3 separate regions of the Mus musculus genome follow, and all the other regions are linked to region 1. Evidence: chromatin loops called from intact Hi-C (ENCODE). Cell type or tissue: left cerebral cortex. All regions are shown on one strand. Each heading gives the region's core, and the rest is flanking DNA. Links, peaks and the distances in the headings are about the cores only.

The links. Peaks named below come from ENCODE experiments on the same cell type or tissue, not always from the same donor. Only the 100,000 strongest peaks of a DNase experiment are listed, where the experiment ranks them.
Region 2: it touches region 1 in a loop (4-fold over the local background); 4 of 42 quality-filtered maps call a loop at or near these places.
Region 3: a loop joins it to region 1, with 2.1 times the contacts of the local background. A loop is called at or near these places in 4 of 42 quality-filtered maps.

The regions. Positions count from the first base shown.
Region 1 is chr15:97,652,847-97,660,997 of GRCm38, forward strand. No RefSeq gene overlaps it. Among named protein-coding and RNA genes, the nearest start is that of Gm41394, 37 kb to the left of the region's middle. In left cerebral cortex, for the core only: no CTCF peak of the experiment used is centred there; a DNase peak (open chromatin) is centred at 4,789.
Region 2 is chr15:97,326,100-97,334,250 of GRCm38, forward strand. All of the region lies in intron 3 of Pced1b (PC-esterase domain containing 1B), which reads left to right. Among named protein-coding and RNA genes, the nearest start is that of Gm33325, 27 kb to the right of the region's middle. In left cerebral cortex, for the core only: a CTCF peak has its summit at 3,719 (motif pointing right); no DNase peak of the experiment used is centred there.
Region 3 is chr15:97,601,044-97,609,194 of GRCm38, forward strand. No RefSeq gene overlaps it. Among named protein-coding and RNA genes, the nearest start is that of Gm41394, 15 kb to the right of the region's middle. In left cerebral cortex, for the core only: a CTCF peak has its summit at 2,662 (motif pointing left); DNase peaks (open chromatin) are centred at 2,662, 3,362 and 4,185.

The DNA.
Region 1 (8,151 bases), core at 3,676-6,175:
AGACAGATCATCCAGACAAAAACTCAAGAGAAATGCTAGTATTAAATAATATCATAAATCAAACGGGCCTAGTAGACATCTACAGAGCATTTCACCCAAACATTAGAGAAAATACTTTTTCTCAGCAGCCCATGGAACCATCTCAAAAACTGATCACATATTAAAACATAAAACAAGTCTCAAAAGTCTAAAAAAAAAAAAAAGTGAAATACCCCGTGACAGCCCATCCACTAACGTAAACCACCACCCACTGAAGATGCTGACTGACAATAGAAATGGCAGAAAGTATACAAACTCATGGAAAATGAACAACTCACTACTGAATAAAAATTGTATCAAGACAAAACCCAAGAAGGACATGTAAAGCTCTTTGGAATTGAATGAAAGTGCAAACAGAGAACATAGCAAACCTACGGGACATAATGAAGGCAGCGCAGAGCACTAAGGGTATAACAAGAAAAAACAAAACAAACAAACAAACAAGAAAACCACACAATTAAATTTTAAAACTTGGATAATTTCATATTAATAACATACTCTAGAAAAACAGAAAGGATTAAAACCACAAAAGAATAGTGGGGAAGAAATAATCAAACTCCATGCTAAAATCAATGAAACAGAAACAATGCATGTATCAGTTAAAGACTTGGTTCTTTGAAAAGATCAACAAGATTGACAAACCTTTAGCCAAATTAACCAAAAGACAGAAAAAGACCATCCAAGTTAATAAAATTAGATATGAAAAGGGAGACATCACAACAGACAGATGCTGAGAAAGTTCAGAGAGTCATAAGAACATACTTTAAAAATATGTATTCCACCAAACTAGAAAACCTAAAAGAAATGGATAAATTTCTTGATACACACAACCTGCCAAAGTTAAATCAAGATGAAGTAAATAATTTAAACAGACTCGTAACTTCTTATGAAATAAAAGATAAAAGCAGAAACTAAAACTCTCCCAACTTAAAAAACAAAAAAACCTCACAGGGCCAGATGGATTCAGTGCAGAATTCTACCATTCTTCCTTCCTTCCTTCCTTCCTTCCTTCCTTCCTTCCTTCCTTCCTTCCTTCCTTCCTTCCTTTCTCTCCTTCCTTCCTTTCTCTCCTTCCTTTCTTTCTCTCTTTCTCTCTTTCTCTCTTTCTCTCTTTCTCTCTTTCTCTCTCTCTCTCTCTCTTTCTCTCTTTCTTTCTTTCTTTCTTTCTTTCTTTCTTTCTTTCTTTCTTTCTTTCTTTCTTTCTTTCTTTCTTTCTAAAAAGATTTATTGTATGTGAGTACACTGTAGTTGTCTCCAGACACACCAGAAAAGGGCATCAGATCCCATTACAGATGGTTGTGAGCCACCATGTGGTTGCTGGGAATTGAACTCAGGACCTCAGGAAGAGTAGTCAGTGCTCTTAACCTCTGAGCCATCTCTCCAGCCCTCTACCAGGCTTTCAAAGAAGAACTAACATCAACAGTTTTCAAATAATTCACAAAATAAAAACTGAAGGAACGTTTCCTAATTCTTTTTACAAAGCCGCTCCTTCCCTGAAACTAAAACCACACACAGACCTGAAAAAGAAAGAAAAGAAAAATTGCACCAATTTCCTTATGCAAAGAGATACAAAAGTTCCCAATAAAATATTTGCAAACTGAATCCAAGAACACATCAAAAAGATCATCCAACATGGTGAAGTTGGCTTCATCTCAAAAATTCAGGAATAGTTCAACGTGTACAAGTTAATAAATTTAATCCACCACATAGACAGACTGAAAGATAAAAACCATGTCATCCTCTCATTATTTGCAGAAAGGCCTTTGACAAAATCTAATACCCCTTCATGATAAAAGTCCTAGAAAGATTAGGGGTATAAGACACATACCTTAACACAAAAAAAGAGTACTTTACAACAAGCCCACTATGAAAAATCACTGTGGCTATTCCTCAGAAAGATGAGAATAGATCTACCTCAAGATCCAGCCATCCAGCTCTTGGGCATCTACCCAAAGGATGCTTCATCCTACCGTAGAGACACTTGCTCGGCCATGTTCATTGCTGCTCTATTTGTAAGAGCCAGGAACTGGGAACAACCTAGAAGTCCATGAACTGATTGGTGAACGGGCAATCAAAATGGGATGCAGTTACACAATAGGGTACTATTTAGCTGTTAAGAAAATGAAATCTATAGGTAAATGGATGTAGCTGGTCACAATCATCCTGAGCGAGGGGACCAGACCCCAAAGGACAAATGTTTCCTATTATAACATGCAGATGTTGCTCTTTAAGCTTTGGATGTGCGTGTTTTGATCCAAATAAACCATGGAGGTTAAGTAGCTAGGAAGGGACCACAGGTGAGATCTTCCAAAGAGGGGCAGTAGAGTAGTGTTGTAAGGAGATGAAGGGGAAAAGGGAAAGGAGAATTAAATACAGAGAGGGATGGGGAGGGGCAGGGCAAAGGAGGGAAGACAGACAGGGACAGTGCAAAGCCACATGAGAACCTACTGTTGCAGAAACATCCTAAAATATACATATATGAAAGTATTTAAATGGAGCTACCATACTGTAGGTTTAGATTTTTTTAAAACCCACTTTTAATAAGGGTTCTTAAATGTTTTAACATATTGCTATATCCATAGATCAGAACTGCCATCAACCGTCACAGGAGCTTCTTACAGTCGATGGTAATCAACCCAGAGACTCACAACTGGGCAATCTGGAGAGAGTCAGAGTCCTTGGAACACTCAGTCCTAAATGAGACGTCTGCATCAAATTCCTCCCCTTGGGGTTCAGGGAACTCGGCAGAAGAGGAGGCTGGAAGATCGTAAGAGGGAGAGGAGATGGATGGTCCAAGGGAACAGTGTCCTCCTGACACAGGAGGATGGGAATTCACAGAGACTGTGGTAGCACCCACAAGGCTTGCACAGGTTCAAACCAGACAAACCTCTAACACTGACCACAAGAAGTGGACACAAAGCCCCACCTAGAACCAAGAAGCTCTTGGTAATGATGCCTACTGTGAAGGAAAAATCAGTTTTCTCCAATGGAGCATGAGTGGGTATACAGAGGAGGTGCCGTATCTAGTAGGAGTAGTTGACCAACACTAAATGAATTACATATTAGTGTATTTGTGTGTGTGGTTTTTTTGTTGTTGTTGTTTTGATTTGATTTTTTAAAATCTCATTGGCTTTCTTTTTCTTTTCTTTTTTTTTTTTAGCTTTTTTGATTTTCAATTTTAGTTTTCATTTTGTTATTCCTGTTTGGCTTATTTGTTAGGGTGTTTTTGGTTTGTTTGTTTGTTTGTTTTTGAAAGAGGGAGAGAGAGAGAATGAAGGTAGGTGGGTAAGGCGATGGAAAGGAAACAGGAGAAAGAAGTGAGGGAAGAGAAAGAATTTGATCAAAAATATTGTGTAAAAATGTTTTAAATAAGTATACCTGATAAACTAATCAAGAAGGTAAAAGACCTCTACAATGAAAACTTTAAACACACATACCAAAAAAAAAAAAAAAAAAAAGAAGACACTAGAAGATGAAAAGTCCTCCCATATCTACAGATTATAAGAATTAATGTTGAGATAATGGCTGTCCTACAAATTCATTATAAACCCATAAAAATTCTAATGCCATTCTTAAAAGATAAAAAAAAAACAAAAACAAAAACAAAAAAAACAGCCGGGCAGTGGTGGCGCACGCCTTTAATCCCAGCACTCGGGAGGCAGAGGCAGGCTGATTTCTGAGTTCGAGGCCAGCCTGGTTTACAAACTGAGTTCCAGGACAGCCAGGGCTACACAGAGAAACTCTTGAAAAACAAAAAAAACAAAAAGCAAAATCTTCAAGATTCATATATGGAAGCACAAAAGACCCTGGACAGTCAAATTATTTTGGAGCAAAAGGAATAGCACTGGAGGTACCGGCATGCCTGGTTTTAAATCATACTGCAGAGGCACACGAACAGAAACAGCATGGCACTGGCCCAAAGCAGATACACATGGCAGTGGGTCAGTGGGATACAAGAGAAGACCCAGATTGAAACACACACGCACACAACGTTGTAAAAAAACAAAAACAAACAAAAAACCAGTGGATAAAAGACAAATCTTCCACAAATGGTGCAGAAAACTGGCTACTCACATGGGAAAGAATGAAACTAATTTCATCTTTCTTTCCTAGTACACAAATGTCAGCTCCAGATGGATCAAAGACCTGAATCTAAGTCTTGGAACTCTGAAACTGTTAGAGGAAGAAGCAGGAGAAACACTTGCAGGTTATAGGCAGAGACAACGGTTGTCTGACTAGGGCTCAAGTCCCTCAGGAAATAATGCCAGCAACTGACAGGTGAGCTTTCATGAAATTGAAAAGCTGTTGCACGGTGAAGGAAGCAATTAACTGAGCAAAGAGACAGCCTACGGAGTGGGAGAAAATCTTCGATAGCTACGTACGTAACAGAGTATTATATCTAGAATATACAAAGAACTCAAAGGAAAACTAAACAATCCGACATTAAATAAACTCAATGAATGGTCTAACAACACAGAGAATTCTCAGAAGATGAAACAAAAGTGGCTAATAAACATGAAAACTTCAAATTCACTAGGCATCAGGGAAATGCAAATCCAAACAAGGAAAAGACACAATGAAAACTTAAAAAATACATGCGCCTAAGGAGTGATGCTAACTGCGAGGCTGAGCGCATGCGCTATCCCTATCTAACGCGAGCGCATGCGCTATCGCTGTCTAACGCGCTCTGACCATGTGGCGTCCTCACTATGAACTACTCTTAGGCACTCTAAGAGTGAGCCAAATAATCTTCTGGTTATAAAACGCTTAGTCTCTGCTACTGTAGCAGAAAATAGAATAAGACTGGGAGTCAGAGATGCAGCAGCTGACACCGGCATGGGAATCCCAAGAGAGAATCACAGTAGCATCAATGTGGACTCATAACAAATGCCAATTTGTCCAAACTCTCCACAGTGTTGCCAAAAGAAAGAGTATCCCCATGGACCTGGGTTTCAGTGCTTATTCCTGCCCCAGCCCCATGTGAGCAAGGCTCACCAGTATCAGAGGCATCTGGGCATGAGATCTCCAAGGGGAAATCAAGTCAGGCATACTGAGTCGCGCCTCGCTCCCCCATCTGTCAGATCTTCTCGGCACCGTAGGGAGGTCTCTGCCCACACTGCCTGTGGGAGTATCGGCAGTTCTTCCCCACAGCTCTTCCAACAAATATTACTACACATGGTGTCAGAGGCCAGGGTCAGGCTGGTAGCCACTAGCCTTTCCCAGCATGCTCGATGTTACACACAAACCTGACTTCCCCATTCACTTCTCCCCTGGAGGCCTCCCTTTGTCGAGACTCAATCTATTCATCCAAAAGAAAGCCCCAGACTTGACAATGTTGTTATTGAGGCAATGGCTTCGAAGCCTCTGGTGGGAGAGGTACCAAACTGCTGCTGGGTGCGGCCTTACAGACACCAACTAGTGTCAATGTCTGAACAATTTCCCCACAGCAGGACAGAGGAAGGATCCTCAAAGCCACACAGATCTGGGGAGCAGGGAGAGCCTGAGAACCCCAGACAGGGGCAGGAGCCCTGGAGCCTCGTTTTCAATAGATTCACGCCTTGAATACTATTCCAAAAATAGGACCTAAAAGCCAGAGGGCTCCCGAGTGAAGTAGAGATTTAATTTAGATAGCACAGCGGGAAGAAGCGTGAAATCGGAACCGACAGCAGGCAAAGGGCTGGGATACTTCCTCCAGGACGTGACCCGGACTCTAAATGAGAAAACGTGGTTCTCCACCAGGACAGATCGTCACGTTCGCCAGCATTCCCTAACCAGTGTACCTACAGCTGCAGGGCTGCAGCCCCGCTCCGATGAAAAGCCCTGCTCCGAGCTGTAGGCAAATGAACAAGAGCTGCTGGTGCCAGGCCAATGAGGACCGTCATCGCCAGCGTCCTTCCTTCCTTGTTGATTTGGGTCATGGGCAGACCTATATGGTTCTGGGTTGTTAAGTCTGCCCGAGATGCATCTCAATTGCTATGTGTGCATCAGGGATGGCTCAGCCCACACACACTCCTCGCAACATTTCACAACGTTCCTCTCCATCCTGTAATACACGGTGTGTTCACACCCAGTGATAAACCACAACTACTCTCACTGGCGGTTATAGTTTGCCTTCTATTGCTGGGCTAAACACCATGACCAACAGCAACTTGGGGAGGACAGGGCTTTATTTCCATTTATTTCAGCATCATGAGCAGGAGCTCAAGAGAAAACTGGGGGCAGGAGCTGATGGAGGGGTGCTGCTTACTGATTTGCTTCCCCTGTCTTGCTCAGCCTGCTTTCTTACAGAACCCAGGACTACCATCCCAGGGATGGCACCACCCACAATCAGCAGAGCCCACACCCCACTCCATCAATCATTAGTCAAGAAAACACACCACAAGCTTGCCTATGGGCCAGTCTGATAGAGGTTATTTTCTCAGCTGAGATTCCTTCTTCCCAGATGGCCTCAGTTTGCATCAAGATGGGGAGAAAACAAAACAAAACAAAACAAAACAAAACAAAACAAAAAACCAAAAAACCAAAACTAACCAGCATGCTATGTTGCAAACCCCATACCAAACATTTATTTTAGTTAAATAGTTTTTACCTTATGATGTGGCTTTTTATTATTTATTTATTTATTTATTTATTTATTAACTGACAGTTTGGGAACTTTGGTCCCAGAGCTGAGGCTCAAACATCTGATTCTTCTGGGTAAGTTCTGATGCTGTACCTCCTCTCCAGACAGGATGCATAGAAGCCTGGGTGCTGTCCTTCGTTCATCTGCTCAGTAAACATTTACTGCATAACTACAAGCCATTCTTGGTGGGTAAATACAGTAAGCAGATAGGATTGCTATTTGAAAGGAGCTAATATTTCAGACATGGGGGAAAAAAACGTAAGAAATGAATGCCCTGGTACGTGGAAAAGATAAACTGAGTCACGATGCTATGAAGGAGGGAAGATGAGAGAAAGCTCATTCTTCAGTCGGTACATGGACCCCGGACTGGAGCAGGACCACGTTTGATAGCTCTCACTTTCATCCAAGGTGGCATACTCCACAGTTGTCGCTCAAAAGAAGCCCACCTTTCTAGGGTTTGTTTTTACGAGTAGGTTTTTCCTCTGTGGGAATTTCAGAGAGCCTGGCTCTTGCCTCATCCAGTCTGGTTCCTGCTGTCACTTAAAGCAACCTAATCCACAAAGAGCATCTTGCCTGGTTCAGTTAAAGAAGGAGAAAGGAGACCTGGCCCTGGGCCTCACCCTACAGAATATAGATAAATGTCCAGACACCACAGGGCAAGAGGTGTTCCAGCTCTGCACCCCAGTTCCCTCACTGGATTATCTTTGTGAGGAGTGACATGTGTACATGTGTCGGGGAGGTGTCCCAGCTTCCAACGGCTTCCTTGGTTGGCTGAGTGTAGAGATCTCTCCCACTGCTAAAGGACAAAACCTACATAAGACACAAAAGAACCCTTACACCTATGGACCCAGTTCTCATTTTCAGGTAACAAATTCTCAGGAGCCATGCTTGGTGTGGCTAAAGGACCCAGGTCTGTGCAGGCTGGGAATCCAGCAAAGAAGGACACCAGCTTCCAAGGACAATGGACAACAGGCTTAAGCCAGTTTTAGCTCAACATAGTATGCCCAATTCATGCCCTTGGGTGACAGGCTTTTCTGAATAGCCGCCAGCCACACATTCGGCACCATGAGCAAGCACACAGACGGGTATGTGAGTTCACCCTGCCTTGTCTCCCCTTCCACAAACTGCTGTCTGTCCATCACGGTTCTTTCCAATGGAGAGGCTAATTAAGAAAAAGCACACAGAGCCTGCAAGAGCCTAGACGAGCCAGAGAAAACTTTCACTGACTCTTGGAGATAGATCAGAAATTCATTCACTGAGAAAATGAAGTCTATTCATCCAGCTCCTTAGCCAAGTTCACTTTTATACAAACATGAATATATGTCGTGATGGTCCAGCCCGCTCGACAATAGCTGACAACTCCGAATGTGTCTCTCGGACTCCGCTTTCTCCTCCCTGTAAAGCTCCTATCTTCCCTTCCAGACCTGGGAAAGTCCTCGTCATATTCAAAGGCCTCGTTCACATACCATCCTCTGTGGCAAGCTTTTCAA
Region 2 (8,151 bases), core at 2,188-4,687, 330 kb before region 1:
TAACTCCAGCTTGTGTCGAGTTGACACACAACGCCAGCTAGTACACAAGGGAAGGGGCACGGGAGGAGGACGCCACATGGAAGAACTCTTCAGGGGCTCTTACAGGATAGTTTTCAAACTGGGCCTCTAATCAGTGTAAAAGGCCAGCATGTCGTATTGATTTGACTGTATTTTACCAAATGGAATTATAAGTTTATCAACTCAGCAGAATCATGGAGCAATAAATGCACCTGTTAAGATCAATGCTGTGGCTTTAGTCCCAGCACTCAGGAGGCAGAGGCAGGCAGAGCTCTTTAGAGTTCAAGGCCAACTGAGGCTACAGATAGAGTTCCAGGATAGCCATTGCTGCTACACAGAGAAACCCTGTCTCAAAAACAAACAGGGAGCTGAAATAAATAAATATTTGGGCCAGACGAGCGGGGCTGGAGAGAGCAGAGGTTCTGAGTTCAATTCTCAGCAACCACATGGTGGCTCACAACCATCTGTACAGCTACAGTGCACTCATAGACATAAAATAAATAGATAAATCTTTAACAAGAAAAAGGAAAACAAACAAACAAAAGATCAATGCTGGGCTGTGACTTCCGTGGGTTACGTCAGGACTAGCCCTCCCTCTCATTGACCATGCTTTTTTTTTTCTCTCAAAAGATATATATATCATTATATGTAAGTTCACTGTAGCTGTCTTCAGACTCACCAGAAGAGGCCGTCAGATCTCCTTATGGGTGGTTGTGAGCCACCATGTGGTTGCTGGGATTTGAACTCAGGACCTTCTGAAGAGCAGTCAGTGCTCTTAACCTCTGAGCCATCTCTACAGCTGGACCATGCTTTTATAGCATGATTCCTGACAGCTCATGGACTGGGGTGAGTAATTACGCCTGTTACGCCCGGGCTCCTGAAGATGGCAGCAGTTTGGCTAGGAGGATAGCCTTGCCTAACACCATCTAACTCAGTACTGCTGCAAAATTAATGAGCCAAGCAATGGGTGGCTAACTGGTCAGTTGTGCTCACAGTAAAAAAGCCCCTTAGCGAAGGGAGTGATGGTTTGACTGATTCACGGAATAAAAGGAAGTCATTGTCCACTTCTGCGTTATCAACACGAAAACCCAACAGTCGCTGCGAAGAAGTGGGGAAATGGTTTATTCTGGAACCAATGATGAGGGATCGTGGCCCATAAAATCGGCTGTAGTGTACCTGAATACTGGGTTCCAATGTCCAAACTGTTTCACAGAGTTTGTAGTGAGCAAAGCAAAGAAAGTCATAACTCAGGCGCTTTTCAAACGGAAGATGGAAACAGGAAACCTCTGTCATTGGCCTCATATACTTCTTAACGATACTTTCAGGCTTTGTCATCACAAAGATGTTGGGTCACACACGCAGGGGACAGAAATTGGTTATTCAGAGGCTGAGTTAACCCAAGATAATTTAGCTTTAGACCAGACGCACTGAAGTCTCCACTTTAAAAACAAACAAACAGACAGACAAAAACGGTTTTTAAAAAGATGTGTTTATTTTATGTATGATGTTGTTATGCCTTTGTGTGTGTCTATGCGCCATGTGCATGTGTAGTACCCACAGTGGCCACCAGAGGGCCCAGTGAGCCACCGTGTGTGCTAGGAACCAAATTTGGGTCTAAAGCAAGAGCAAGCAGATCTTAACCACTGAGCCTTCTCTCGGCGAGATGCTACCCCTAACTAACTCGGTGCAGCCGCTTCCAGCGAGCGCTTCCTTGTCTCTCGCTCATCCGCGCTCCTGTTGGTTCACCCTGCTGGCCTTACCTCACGGTTTCCACTACTATCTTCACCGCTTTGCTTTTCCGATCGTAAATTTTGCATCCTATAACTTTTTTTTTTTTTTTTTTTTTTTTTTTTGGTTTTTGAGACAGGGTTTCTCTGTATAGCCCTGGCTGTCCTGGAACTCATTCTGTAGACCAGGCTAGCCTTGAACTCAGAAATCCGCCTGCCTCTGCCTCCTGAGTGCTGGGATTAAAGGCGTGCGCCACCACGCCCGGCAACTTTTTTTTTTTTCTTTTTCTACTTAAAAAAAAAAATTCTTTTGAGCGTTGTTACGGGGTAGCTAGCACCAGGAACACCACCTTGGTTTTGCTCTATTTTAGAGAAAATTAGGAAGCAAGCGTTGATTACAGTTTGGCCAAACTTTTGCTCCTGTTTTGCTTTTCCTTGTATCTTATACATCTGAGTGTTTTGCCTACTGCATCTAAGTGCACCACGTGCATGCCCGGTGCCCACAAATGTCAGGAGAGGGCATCAGATCACCTGGAACTGGAGTCACCCAGTGCATGCTGGGAACTGACCCCGGGGCGGGGGGGGGGGGGGGGCTCCGGAGGGTGGTGGTGAGGGGGGGCTCTGTAACAACAGGAGGCGCTTTTTAACCATTGAGCCATCTCTCCAACCCCCCACTTATTCTTAACACATCTAGAAATCCTGTCAGCCTTCCCATTTCTATCAGCAAGCATGGTCTACAAAATCTGACTTTAAAAGAAATCATTCTTTTTTTTTTTTTTTTTGTAATGGGAAATATGACTGAATTTCGTAATGTTTCCCGATTGCACAAAAATATGAATATTTTCTACTTGGTACTTTCTAAGAACTTACGGTTTAAAACAGGAGAAGAAAGTATCTTTTCCTCCTACAGTTCTAAGTTGTTGGCTGAGGCCCTCAGAGCAAAAGACAGATGAAGAAAAGAAGAGCCCACACAGTTATTAATACTATTGTGCTGCCACAGGAGCCTTCATGAGGAATTGGTCCTGAGGCTGGCAGAAACAGTTAAATGATTATTTTCCTGCTCCGTTGAATGCAGAGTGAGATGTCCTGGACTGTGATCCTGCAAAGGGGACTTAAGGCCAGGGACAGTGGGCAAGAGGGGCCAGGAGACAGGGTCTGTTCTCATCCACCCTACCATGGTTTACACTGCCCCTACCTCACCACCACTACCTACACCTCCCCCTGCCCCACCACCACCTACACCTCCCCCTGCCCCACCACCACCTACACCTCCCCCTGCCCCACCACCACCTACACCTCCCCCTGCCCCACCACCACCTACACCTCCCCCTGCCCCACCACCACCTACACCTCCCCCTGCCCCACCACCACCTATACCTCCCCCTGCCCCACCACCAGCTACACCTCCCCCTGCCCCACCACCAGCTACACCTCCCCCTGCCCCACCACCACCTACACCTCCCCCTGCCCCACCACTGCCTACTCTGCCCTCCATCTTGAGGTAGATTGTTCCTTCTGTCACAGCGTAGGGTGACTTACACCAGGGTCTTAGGTAGTGCTCCCTAGGACAGTCCTTCCTGCATCTGCCTTTTCTCACAGGTCTTCAGTTTCACACAGGCCCAAGCCAAGGCACTGTCTCATGGGTGGAGTTTCCCAAACCACACTGCTTCGGCCTCACTGCTGTCTAATGTTACCCAGAGTGCTAACTTGGCTTTCACTGAATCTCCATAGTTCCAAATAAAATACACTAACTGATGTTCTCTCTGTTTCAGAGTGCTTTATGCGTTTAGCTTCTGTGGTTTCTAATACACCCAAGGTGGCAGCCAGTGTATGTTTTACATCTTGTCTTAGGCATTTTGAGACAAGGTATGTAGCTGGCTGTGGACCTCAGGTTAGTCTTTTTGTTTTTTGGTTTTTTAAAGAACTATTTATTTTATGTATAGGAGTTCATTGGTGCTGTCTTCAGACACACCAGAAGAGGGCATCAGATCCCATTACAGATGGTTGTGAGCCACCCTCTGTAATGTGGTTGCTGGGAATTGAACTCAGGACCTCTGGAAGAGCAGCCACTGCTCTTAACCTCTGAGTCATCTCTCCAGCCCACTTTAGGTTTAGTCTTAAGTGCGCGCTTTCTCCTGCTTCAGCCTCCTGATTACAGCTGTGCACCACCACACTCTTAGAGTGTCCTTTCTGTTGTATCATGCTCATCACTGACTGCACCACTGTTTTTAAATTAAATTATGTTTTATATGGTATCAGTACTCATCGCTGCTCTCTTTTTGCGATATCCTTTTGTTTTTCTTAGCCTTTAAAAAAGTCACTTTGATAAACTAAAATGATAATAATAAAGTCAGATATTGATGGCTTTTGCTACTTAATGCAGTATGTCGATCTCTGTTTCCCATCAGACAGACCTAGCCTATGCATAGCAGAGATGTTATTCTATCCCATCAGACACAGTTGCTCTTACTTTGTGTCTCTGTTTAGCTTTCCCGCTGGGTTGAGCTACATCCTCATTGCCTTGTCAGCTAGAAACCCTGTTCCTCGCTGACCACACCCTCCACTCCACTGGCAACCACAGATGGTTCTCTTCCCACAGTAGCTTCTGGACCACGATGTCAGTCCATTTTTTTTTCTTGCTATAACAAAAGATGTAAAGCTATGTGTTTTATAAAGAAAATAATTTTCTGGGGCTGGAAACATAGCCCACTGGTTAAGCTGCTCTTGTTGAAGACCCAAGTTCTGTTTCCAGTATCCATGGTAAGGGCCTCACAGTCACTGTAACTCAGCTCTCCAGGAATCCAGTGCCCTCTTCTGCCCTCTCTGGGCACTGGACACATGTGGCACACAGGCACACAAAGTAATGAAAGAAAGTTTAGTTGATTGAGTTTACAGGCTGAATCTAAAGGTTGGGCAGGTTCCTTGACCATTAGCTTTATCTGTGTAATGGCTATCAGACTATCAACCTCATATGTAATCAACATAAATAAGTTATGATTTGTCAGAAGCTGATGCTTGGTGAGCCTCCCAAATGACAGCCATTGTTGCTTGTAACACATACATACATATGTGCATACATACATACATACATACATGTGTGAGAGAGAGAAGAATATACTATGGCACTTGGGTTTCTTGTTGTTTAAGTTCTATTTTTGTGAATAAAAAATGTATGTATGTTTGTGTGCTATGCAAGCATGAGTAGTATGTATGTTCCCATGTGTATAGCACACATGTATACATGTATGTTTGGGTGGTGTGAAGGCATGAGTACAAGTGTGTATAGCACCCGACACGTATGTGTGGGTACCAGAAGTTGACACCCAGTGTCTCCCTTGATCTCTGTCCACTTTATCTACTGAGGCCTGATCTCTCCTCTGAACTAAGAGCTTGCCAGTTCAGATGGTCCCGCTACCCAGCTTGTCCCAGGGGGTCCCCTGTCTCTGCTTCTGGGGTTACACACTGGGATTACAAGTGGGCAACCACATACGACAGGCTTTTATGTAGGTTCTAGGCAGCTTGTCTCTTACTCTCATCATGCTTGGCAAGTGTTTTATCCATTGAACCATCTTGCTAAACCATTATAATGATTTTAAAACACCCGTGTAGAAGCCAAGCATGGTATATACCTGTAATCTAACACAATCAGAATTGGAGGCAGGAGAATGACTTTAAGGTCTTCTTTGTTTGTATGGTAAATTCAAAGCCACCCTGGGCTACATAAGACCTTGGGGAAGAAAAAGGACACACACAGACATAGATTTTTGACACACACACACATACACACACACACACACACACACACAGAGACACACACACACATGCAATTTTAATGTCCAATCTATCCTTAAAAGCTCTCTGAAATCCATCCTCAAATTTCTCTCATTGTATCCTTTTGGCTTTTAGTATATGGAAATTGAATTGTGTGGTAGAAAACTGAATTTCTGGCTGAGTAAAATATTTGTAGTAAAGATATGGTATGAGTTTTATATTAGGAATATAGACAGAAAAAAAACATTTTATATCATCTTATCCTAGACACAGAGTACCCAATGTCATTATATCCAGGTAATAAAAACAAGTTCTCTCTTGAGCTCTCATGTTTATTCAAGTTAGGAAATCAGTATCAATTTGCACAGCGTTTTCCTATTCGTGAATTAAATTTATTCAAGGGTTTTTTCCAAAGGAGCCAAACCTTATCATCAATTTCATTACATTATTACCTCAACTATTATCATGATTTTTTAAAAAGTCACATCACAGGAATTTCTAAAATATTTTTGTCGTATTTGTGGGGCTCCCTGTGCTATTTCAACACATATAAATTAGAATGATTAGTCCTGGGCATGTGGGTTATTGGTAGAGAACTTCCCTGGTGTATATTAGGCTCTGGAAGTCTAACCATAAACTCTGCAAAATATAAACAAGAAAAAAATCAGCATGCTCTGCATCAATTTCCTCAGCCTTTGTTTCTGTTGGGCGCCTTGGTGGCCTCTCTTGGCTTTTCTCTAAAATGTGTACGGCTCTTTGTGAACAGTACTCACCCACTGTGCTGGGGAACTCATGTCTGTTCCTTCTAATATGAAAAATCCTATTCTGGAATTTAGAAACATACTGTAAGACTCTGGTGAGCCTTAGCTTACCGGGGACCCCCTGAGTGAACCACATGGATCAATGCAAAAAGCAAGAGGAATTTATTGTTCCAGTGCACTGGGGTTGTCCCAGACCCGAAGGAGAGGCTGCGACCCCCAGCACCAGTTCGGTGAGGTTTTATATGGTTTCCAGGGGCAGAATAGAACATCAGCAACTAGCAAGATGATTGGCGGAACAGTGCACCCTTCAAACTGATTGGTCTTTAGGGAATGAGGTGACAAGGACTTCCTTGTCAGCCCTGCGGAATGTGTCCCACCCACGGGTCAGGTCCGTCCGCCTTGAGATCTGAGAAGTGCTAATTTGCCTCTCCCTTCCGGAGGGGTGAGTGTTTCATGACCTTCCCAAAGTTCCAGAGCTGACCTTTTCATGACCTTCTTGATCCTCCCAGTATTGGTGTAGATCCTCTTCTGTGTTTCTTTCAATATTAACTAATTGAGATTCTTCTTTTACAAAGTGACTTGAGAAGCCAGGCGTGGTGGCACACGCCTTTAATCCCAGCGCTTGGGAGGCAGAGGCAGGCGGATTTCTGAGTTCAAGGCCAACCTGGTCTACAGAGTGAGTTCCAGGACAGCCAGGACAACACAGAGAAACCCTGTGTGTGTGTGTGTGTGTGTGTGTGTGTGTGTGTGTGTGTGTGTTGGGGGGGAGTGACAACAGCTCAGTGGCTTGGAGCACTTCCAGAGTTCAGTGTCCAGCCTCCGTAGGCACTTATGCTCTCATATGCAATAACCACACACACACACACACACACACACTTTAAAATAATCAAGATAAATCTTTTTAAAGTGGCTGGATTTCCGACCAGCTAAAAGGAAAACGTGAGGAAGTAGAGTGTGATGTGGTGGTGGACATCTCAATTCCTTCCTCATTCCCAGCTTACTGTTCCTAATCCCTGTGTGAGGTGCTAAATGTTTCTTTGAGTCTAGAATTTGGTCTTGGGCTGTGGATCCTGACACAGATTTCCTGGGTGATGGAAGCACCTCTGATCTCATGAGGCAACGCTTGGTGGGGTCTCTGGTGGGACTGGTCACCAGAAAGGCCACAGCTAACTCTACCCTGTCTCCTGTGTGGGAGAACGAGCAGGAACTGGTGCAATAATCATGTGTCCATGACGAAGCCGCCATCAAAGTCTCTGAATTTACACCTTGTTGTCTGGCCTACGTGACTTCCTGCTGCGATAAACACCACAACCAAAAGAAACTTGGGGAGTAAGGGGTTTGTTTGGCTTGCACATCCCAGGTCACAGTCCATCACCAAGGGAAGCAAAGGTAGGACGTACAGGCCAGTCTGATGGAGACATTTTCCTGATTGAGGGTCCCTCTTCCCTCATGGTTCTAGCTGTGTCAAGCTGACAGGAAACTAACCAGCAATGTCGCTAAACACATGGAAGCATTTGAGGGCAGCTGTCCAGAAAAAAAGATGGAAGCCCAAGCCCCACCCCCCTATAGCTTGTTATGCGCCTCTCTTCTGCCTGCCTTTCATTTGTAATCGTTAAAACATCCTTTGTAGCAGGCTGGAGAGATGGCTCAGCGGTTAAGAACACTGGCTACTCTTCCAGAGGACCAGAGTTCAATTCCTCACCGTCCTCACCAATCTGACACTTCCTTCTGCATGCACATATCCACACACATATACATGTAATTTAAAAAAAAAAAAAACCTTGTGAGGCTATGCCAGTGCCTGGCAAATACAGAAGTGGATGCTCACAGTCATCTATAGGATGGAGCACAGGGCCCCCAATGGAGGAGCTAGA
Region 3 (8,151 bases), core at 2,188-4,687, 53 kb before region 1:
TATATATCTCCAGCAGACAGAATGGCCCCCATTGGAATTTTCAGTGGCAAGGCCATCTATCCTGTTTCCAGGCATTCTTTCACTAGTACTAGAACTTTGGGATTCTAACATGGACTGAAGACCAGCAGCTTGCTAGGGTTCTTCCAGGTCTCCAGTACCGGGTTTGGATGGCTGAAACATTCAGTTTCATAGCGTTAATGATTATCGGTGTCTTGTCTGTCTGTCAGTAGACAGTCATTATTGGACTACACAGGCTGTAGCCTGTAAGCCACTCTAATAATTCTTCTATTAATATACATGTGTTCAATCTATTCAATCTATCAGTTCTGTCCCTTTAGAGAACCCCGACTAATGCACGCGAGGAGTGTTGCTGTGACAGATCTGACCATGTGGTCTTGGGGGATTATGGAAAATGATTTTTGGGTTGGGGACATCATTGAGTACACAGAGCTCAGTGGGTTGGTTTCTGGGTGCACAAAAGATCAGAATGTTGGGCTCGAGGCAGCAATGCAGACAATGAAGGCCCAGCTTGTCAAGTTTCAGAGGGATGTTTGAGAGTTCCTTAGAGACTCCATCAAGGCCGTTAAATGTTTTGAATTAAGAATATGTGGTTCTGACCCACTGGGACTAAAGAAGCAGCTGTGATTAACCAGAGATCAAATCCACCAAGTGAAACCTTTGCTTTGCTGGGACAATTGATACTGGTCAGCTGGGGCTGAAGAATCAGCTATGATTTGAAAGAAACTGACACAATTGAGACAAACTCTCCGGGGAAGTGCTTCTGAGAGCCAGCACACACACACACACACACACACACACACACACACACACACACACACACACACACATACACACACACACACACACACACACACACATACACACACACATACACACACACACACACACACACACACACACACACACACGGCTGTATCACAGGGCCACCCAAGGTTGTGCCTCCTGCTGCCACCAAACTCCGTAGCGTATCAGAGTCTCCCAAGTGGTGATGGTTTTGAAGTTATGAAGGACTTATGAAGTGCAGCTGAGGCTTGACATAGTGAGAGACCTACAGAGGCCTTTTGGTAAAAGAAGAACAGTTTCAGTTGTAGTAAACACCCAGGAACTGAAGAGGTCATAGAGCAGCTTGGTACCACGTGGCAGGGTCAGAATCCCTGATGAGAGCTCTGGAGAGAAGAAAAGTAAAGATGCAACCCAGTTGTAACAGGAGAGCCAGTGTTTCTACACACAGAAGAGAGGAGTGCATCTCTGTGAGCACGCTCTCGGGCTATGTGAGACTCTCCACTACATTATGATAAGGTGGGAAAGAGCCTCATCATGAGGAGACATTTCTAATTGTATAAATTACCTGGTCTCATGCACTCTCTTGTAGCAATATAAAACAAACCAAGACACTCAGTTATTAGTTATTATTCAAGTACTAGGATGATGCCTTAGGAGTTTCTTTACACAACTTCATGTCACATGCAAACAGAATGCCTTATTTCTTCCTCTCTTATATGGATGCCATATATATATTTCTCTAGTTATCCTGACTAGAGTCTTCAAGACCCTGTCTTGTTCATGACATCCCAGAAAGAGCTCCTGGTCTATCACCATTCAAGGTGCTAGTCACTGTGGTTTTCTTAGCTGCTGTCTTAGTTAGGGTTTTACCGCTATGACTGGACACCATGGCCAAGGCAACTCTTATAAGGACAACATTTAATTGGCCCTGGCTTACAGGTTCAGAGGTTCAGTCCATTATCATCAAGGTGGGAACATGGCAGCATCCAGGCAGGCATGGTGCAGGAGGAGTTGAGAGTTCTACATCTTCATCTGAAGGCTGCTAGCAGAATATTTGCTTCCAGGCAGCTAGGATGAGGGTCTTAAAGCCCACACCCATAGTGACACACCTACTCCAACAAGGCCACACCTACTCCAACAGGGACACACCTTCTAATAGTGCCACTTCTGGGCGGAGCATATACAGACCATCACAGATGTCCTCTATCAGAAGGGAGACTCCCTTTCTTGGTTTGTTTTTATTACAACAGAATGTTGAAAGACTCTTCCTATTTACTTTGCTTAAATAATAAAACTTAGAAGCTGAGGGTGGGGCTGTAGCCAGGTCAGTAAAGTGTTTGCCATTCAAGTGAGAGGATATGAGTTCAATCCCCGGCATGCTCCTGGGACACAGCAGCATGTGTCCTTATGATCCCAGAGCAGGGAAGAAGGAGGCAGAAACATCCCTGTGGGGAAGAAGGAGGCAGAAACATCCCTGTGGCTTGCTGCCCCATTAGTTTCTCTGAATCAGTGAGATTACGGTCCAGGAAGAGACTCTACCTCAAGCATAAGGTGGAGAGTTATTGCAGACATCCAAGGTCGACCTCAGGCACATGAACACTAACTTCTGACTCCATGGATCAACAGTTTGGGCTGTATTTAGCAGATTTGTTCTGCTTTTAGTCTTTACGGAGCTGAATAGTGGCTGAGCAGTGGGAGACAGCCTCACTCATGTGTCTGACGGCTGGTGCTCTCCCCCTGAGTCTCATTCTTCTCACGTCGTCTGTTATCTGCAAGGTTTCTAGACCATGCATCTTTACCAGGAGACCTTGAAGAACCGATGCAGGAAAGTGAGGACAGAAGACACTGCCCTCTTCAGGCTTGCTTAGAAATCACTCTTTGTTCTTTCACATCCTAACAGCAAAGCTAATTGCTCCATACACCCTAGATGCACGGGTATGGTAATAGGTTCCCCATCCTTATGGAAGGAGTCCCATCAAAGTGGGGCCAATGAATGATCCATTATTTTCCCATCTTCCTCTCTGCTCTCCTTGCATTTCCAACAGTGGTGTCTTCTTAGATAGGAAGGCATAAAGATCATTTTTCTCTGCAGTTTATGTCTTTTTCCTCAAGGGGGGAAAAGACATTAAATAAGTTTTGCTCTTAGGAAAGTAAGTAGAGAGATGTCAGAATAGGACATGATAAATGATAATGTACTGTTTGGAGCCAGGTCCCATAAACTCAATACACAAACAAAATCTGGAAAATTGTAAATAGAATTCTGTTCCTTCTGTTTTCGGTTTGGAGAATGGTATTTCTCCTAACTAATTACATTTACATGATTTGTTCATTAATTGTTTTGAAGCAGCTGTCCCATAACTAAAGGGAAACAATGATAGTAATTTGCATATTCTTAAATTATAATTAAAGTTCCAGAGACAAATTTGAGTCCTCACAGCATGGAACAGTTATGTAAGACTCTGTGTTCAGGAACATGCTCATGGGAGTGAACAAGGCTGATTTGCTAGGCTTTTCCAGTAGTGGGGAATGTGAGTGTGAACAGGTAAGTCCTTAGGGAGCCCTCACATTAGAACAGCAAGATGAAACACCTATTGATAAGTAGTACACATTCGGCTTCTAACACCCAGTTCAAGAGAAACCCTTGGGCCTGTTAGATTCCTTGGAAGAAATTTAGATGCACAATTTTCAACAATATCAGGACCAATGAAACATGTTTGAAAGATTTCAGCATCCGAGTAGAAGTTATAGACAAGGGCTCTCACACACCAGAGGAATCTGTTGATTGTCATGACTTCAAGAATCTAATACTGCACTGGGCTTTTAATCCCAGGGCTGGGGAGGCAGAGGAGGCAGAGAGGCAGAGAGGCAGAGAGGCAGAGAGGCAGAGAGGCAGGAGGCAGGTGGATCTCTGTGAGGTTGAGGGTGGTATGGTCCACAGAGCAAGTTCCAGAACAGCCAGGGCTGTTAGACAGAAAAACCCTGTCTTGAAAAAATAAAAAAATAAATGAATAAATAAATAAAAGAAGGAGGAGGAAGAGGAGGAGGAGGATCAGAATCAGAAGCTAGTAACACAAGTGAGTTTGGAATGTGTGCTCCTTTAAAACAGAGCCTACTTGATTTCTATAACTAATAATGGCTGCCATGTAACAAGCTTATCATGTTCTCTAGCCTGTTATGTGTACTCCATTATTCGGTCCTCAAGGTGCCTCTGTAGGCGGTCTGTATTAAGTAAACACACTGGATGGCTTGAATGGCAGTTTGCATCCTCATAGCACTAGAGACTGCAGCATCCAGAGCGGTGAGGGCCGTGTGGAAAGAGTTGTTCAGACATCTCTCCTAGCTCGTAGGTGGCTGTCTACCCCGTGTCTTCACACTCTCTTCCCACCATAGGTGTCTGTGTTCAGATTCTTCTTCCCATAACAGTCATGTTGGCACACCCTCATGACTCCATTCAACTTCCTCTCCCCGCTTTAGAAGATCCCTTCTCCAAGTGGCTGCAGAGATGGCTCAGAGGGTAAGAGCATTTGCAGTTCTTTCAGAGGACTGGGGTTTGGTTCTCAGCACCCACCCGGTGGCTCAGCACGGTCTGTAACTCTGGTTCCAAGACATTCAATGTCCTTGTCTGACTTCTGAAAGTGCCAGATAGTGCATACACATGCATGTGTATGCATAAGTAACCAAATACGTACGCATATTTTAAAACTCCCACCTCTAAGAGTACTTACATCCTAGCTCACCACCGGGCTGTGGTGTTGTGACTTAGCTTCAAAGTATGAACTCGAGTGGCATGGGCACCATTCGGTCCATATATTACTATATAATCCCGTTTTACAACTGAGGAAATAAGTCTAGAAGAATTGTTGGGTAGCTCTTTAAGATTACCAGAAGAGAGGGGGGGGGATAAGCGAGGGCAATTAGGAGTCAAATATGAGCAAAACATCCTAACGAAACCCATTATTTTGAATACTAACTATAAAATAGTAAGGTATGCCTCTAGGTCAGGTGGGCTCGGAGTCCTTCAAAAGCACCGTATGTTCACATAAGACCTTTTCCCTAACCCCGTCCCCCACCCCCAGGCTCCTGCACCTAGAAGCACCACATGACCTTTTAGCAAGTCTCAACTCCCCCGTTGTGGGCATCTGCCTGTGATTGCGCTAGATAGCGCACCACCAGACTGTGGTGTTCAACCCAGGGCTTAGTACTTGATGAATATTGAAATAAATCTTGTACCTCAAAAAGAACCATGACCTTGCCCAGCCAAATGGTGTACAAAATTGTAATATTGAATATCCTAGTACAGCATTTTTTTGTGTAAGAATCCTATGGGGAGGGAGATGGCTCAAAAGTACCCACTGTGTCGACGTTAGGGCCTAAATTCATATCCCCATCACATGTGGTGTCTTGCCCAGTAATGGGAGTGGGCATGGAGCTCACTGGGCAGCCAACCTAGCCAATTAGTTAACTCTGGTTCAGTGAGAGAGACTGTCTCAAAAACTAAGGTGAAGAGTAATTGAGAAAGACATCCTGATTAGAGCTCTAGCCATGTGTGTGCGCATGCACATGTACCCCCATGTACACATTTACACTCCCACGGGAACACAAACATGCTCACATCTCACACATATGTATACGCATATAGGAGAAAAAATAGTGTTTGAGATGCATGTCTTTCTTATTAACGGAAGCTTTGTTTGGGGGAGGGAGGCATTTCTGTTGTTCAGGCCTCAGCGGAAGAGATTTCCTTAGGGGTGGGGTGGAAAATTAGGAGCGATGATCCTCTAACCTGTGCTGAGGACAGGTCGGATTAGGAAGGGTAGATACATCAAAAGACCAGAGGATCCTTTCCTCTGGTCAGATTTTCTGAAGAGCAGTGCGGGTTGCCATAGCAACGGCAGCACTTTGTAGTCCCGCCCCTCCTCGCTTCCTACCTGCTGGTGTGGAAGGGCTGGAAGCGCCAGCCTTCCGCCGCAGTAGGGAGTCCTCCTCCAGGCTCTTGAGAGCCAGAGGTAGGGGAAGACTCACGCGAGACAACCGGGGAGAGACGACGGGGGTTGAACCAGCCAGGGGCTGAAGGAAAGAAGCTTAGGGGATGGGGAGGGACCTCCCCTGCCAGGAGGTGAAGGCTAAAGCGTGGGCAGGAGTGACAAAGGCATAAAGGAGGAAGCTGCCACCGTTGGCAAATAATCACAGCTGGGCCAGCAGTTCTCAGAGCTGATTATTCTGTGATCCCCGGCTTAATTGATTTTACACAACCTCCTGACTGCGCAATTGGGAGCCTCCAAACAAGAAAGGCAGTTTTCAAAGGACAGCTGCTTGCTCGAGTGGACACCCCACACAGAATTGTTTACTGGAGCTTCTAATGACTTCTTCTTCTCAACCGAGCCAGAAAATATCTTCCTAAAGACGAAGCGGGAAGGATGCCAGGGCTGTGGGTATTGCTACAGTGCGTAATGATCAGTCTTCCTAATCAAATCAGTGACTTTACTGCGAGAGTGCCCGTTTCTGCCCTAACAATATGATACGGGATTGCTAAACTAACAGCCATTACTGTTTTCTAGACTCTTCTCTCCGTTTATTCTAAGTCAGACATAATTCTACTTGGTGGTAATTTTTGCAAGATTCAAAGAGAGTAGAGGACTAGGGTTGATCATAAATTATATTGACACCATTGATGAAGACGTTAGGAAATCATGGAGTCAGAAAAAAAAATACTCAGGCTTATCGGGGTTTTCTTTTAGGGGAAAATGACCAACTCTATCAAAATCACAGAGAAAATTTATCCAAACAATACCCAGAGTCAATCACGGTCCATTGAAAAACAAACGGGAGAAATGTACAATTCTGCAGCCACTCCCAGCCAGTGCAGCCCCTCATTAACAGCAACAAGACAGTTAATTTACTTAGCAACCCGCCGCTGGCTTTCAGCCGTTGTCTTCCTCACATCTGCTGCTCCAGCATGATGCATTTAATAAATATGTTTATAAGCCAGCCATTTATTTCTGGCACCGTTTTTGCCCTTTTCTACACCAAACTTCATTCATGGGGAGGAGACGTGTTAATTGTCCCATCCGTACGTGACCTTTCGTACTATGCTGCTAGGAGATCCTCCAGAGCCTAACACTGAGCACAGTGTGAGCCGCCAAGCCCGGCAGAAGCTGGAGACAACATCTTTGTGTCATAGTCAGCAGTGAAACATCAGGCCAAGGGAATACAAACTCTGGGACGGAGCAGGAGTACCCAGGAAGTCTCAGCTCACGCTTCTCCTGACTCTAGATGGCAAAGTGTAGCGGTGCAGAGTAATGCTACATATTAAGGGGGACAGTTAAATAGAGTTCACTGCATTTGGGTTTATGAAAATGGCCCGAGACAAGGCAGGTAGCCTGTGATGCCACCTAGTTACCAAACAATCAGGGATTATTTGATTATCTTCAAAGAGATCCATTCTCCAAAATTTGCATGGATTGTCTATGAGTGAGGATGTTCGTTGTCGTGAGCTAACCAGATGGCTTAGCTGAGAGATGGCTCAGTGGTTAAGAGCACAGGCTGCTCCTCCTGAGGACCTCTGTTCGGTTCCCAGCACCCACGTGGTGGCTCACAACCATCTGTAACTCCAGTTCTAAGGGATCCCACATCCTATCCTGACTTCTGCAGGTACCAGACAGGCATGTGGTCCACATAGGTCATGTAGGCAAAGCACTCATATAGACAATAATCTTGGAATCTTTTAAAAATGTCCATCCATCACCCCATACGGCCATTGTTGACTGTGCTAGAAGTCCCAATGTCCCAGAGGTTACTTTTTTAAAGATGAGGGGTCAGCTCTCCAGAGGAACACAAGATGGGCCAGTAGGATGGGCCAGTAGAAAAACCCCTTAACCAGGAATAAATAAAATAGCCTCCTATTCTACAGGCCTACCACTAACAGTCATGCAACCTATGTTTCTGAATCTGTATCAATTAGCTATTGCCATGTAACAAGACAACTCAAAGCTGAAGGGATTAAAGTAACAGCTGCCTACTTATTCTTCTGTGACTGGGTGTTTCTGCTCATCTGGGAGCAGCTGCTCTCAGCTTGGTTTACTTATCTGTGGAGAGCCGTGCTGCGAGCAATCGTGGCGCTGGCCTCCGCTGTGCCTAACTAGTAAACAAGCCTTGTATGCAGGTGCGAGAGTGAACTCACTCCTAGTCACTCCCATTCTCGGGGTGTAATAGTGGGGTCATGGGCGAGCAACGAATCAGGAGCTGTCACGCCATATCAGGTGCTGAAACGTCACGCTGCGGGCTATAAAAGCGGCGCCATTTTCCCAGTTCGGGGTCTTCCTGAAGAAGTAAGCAATAAAGCTTTTG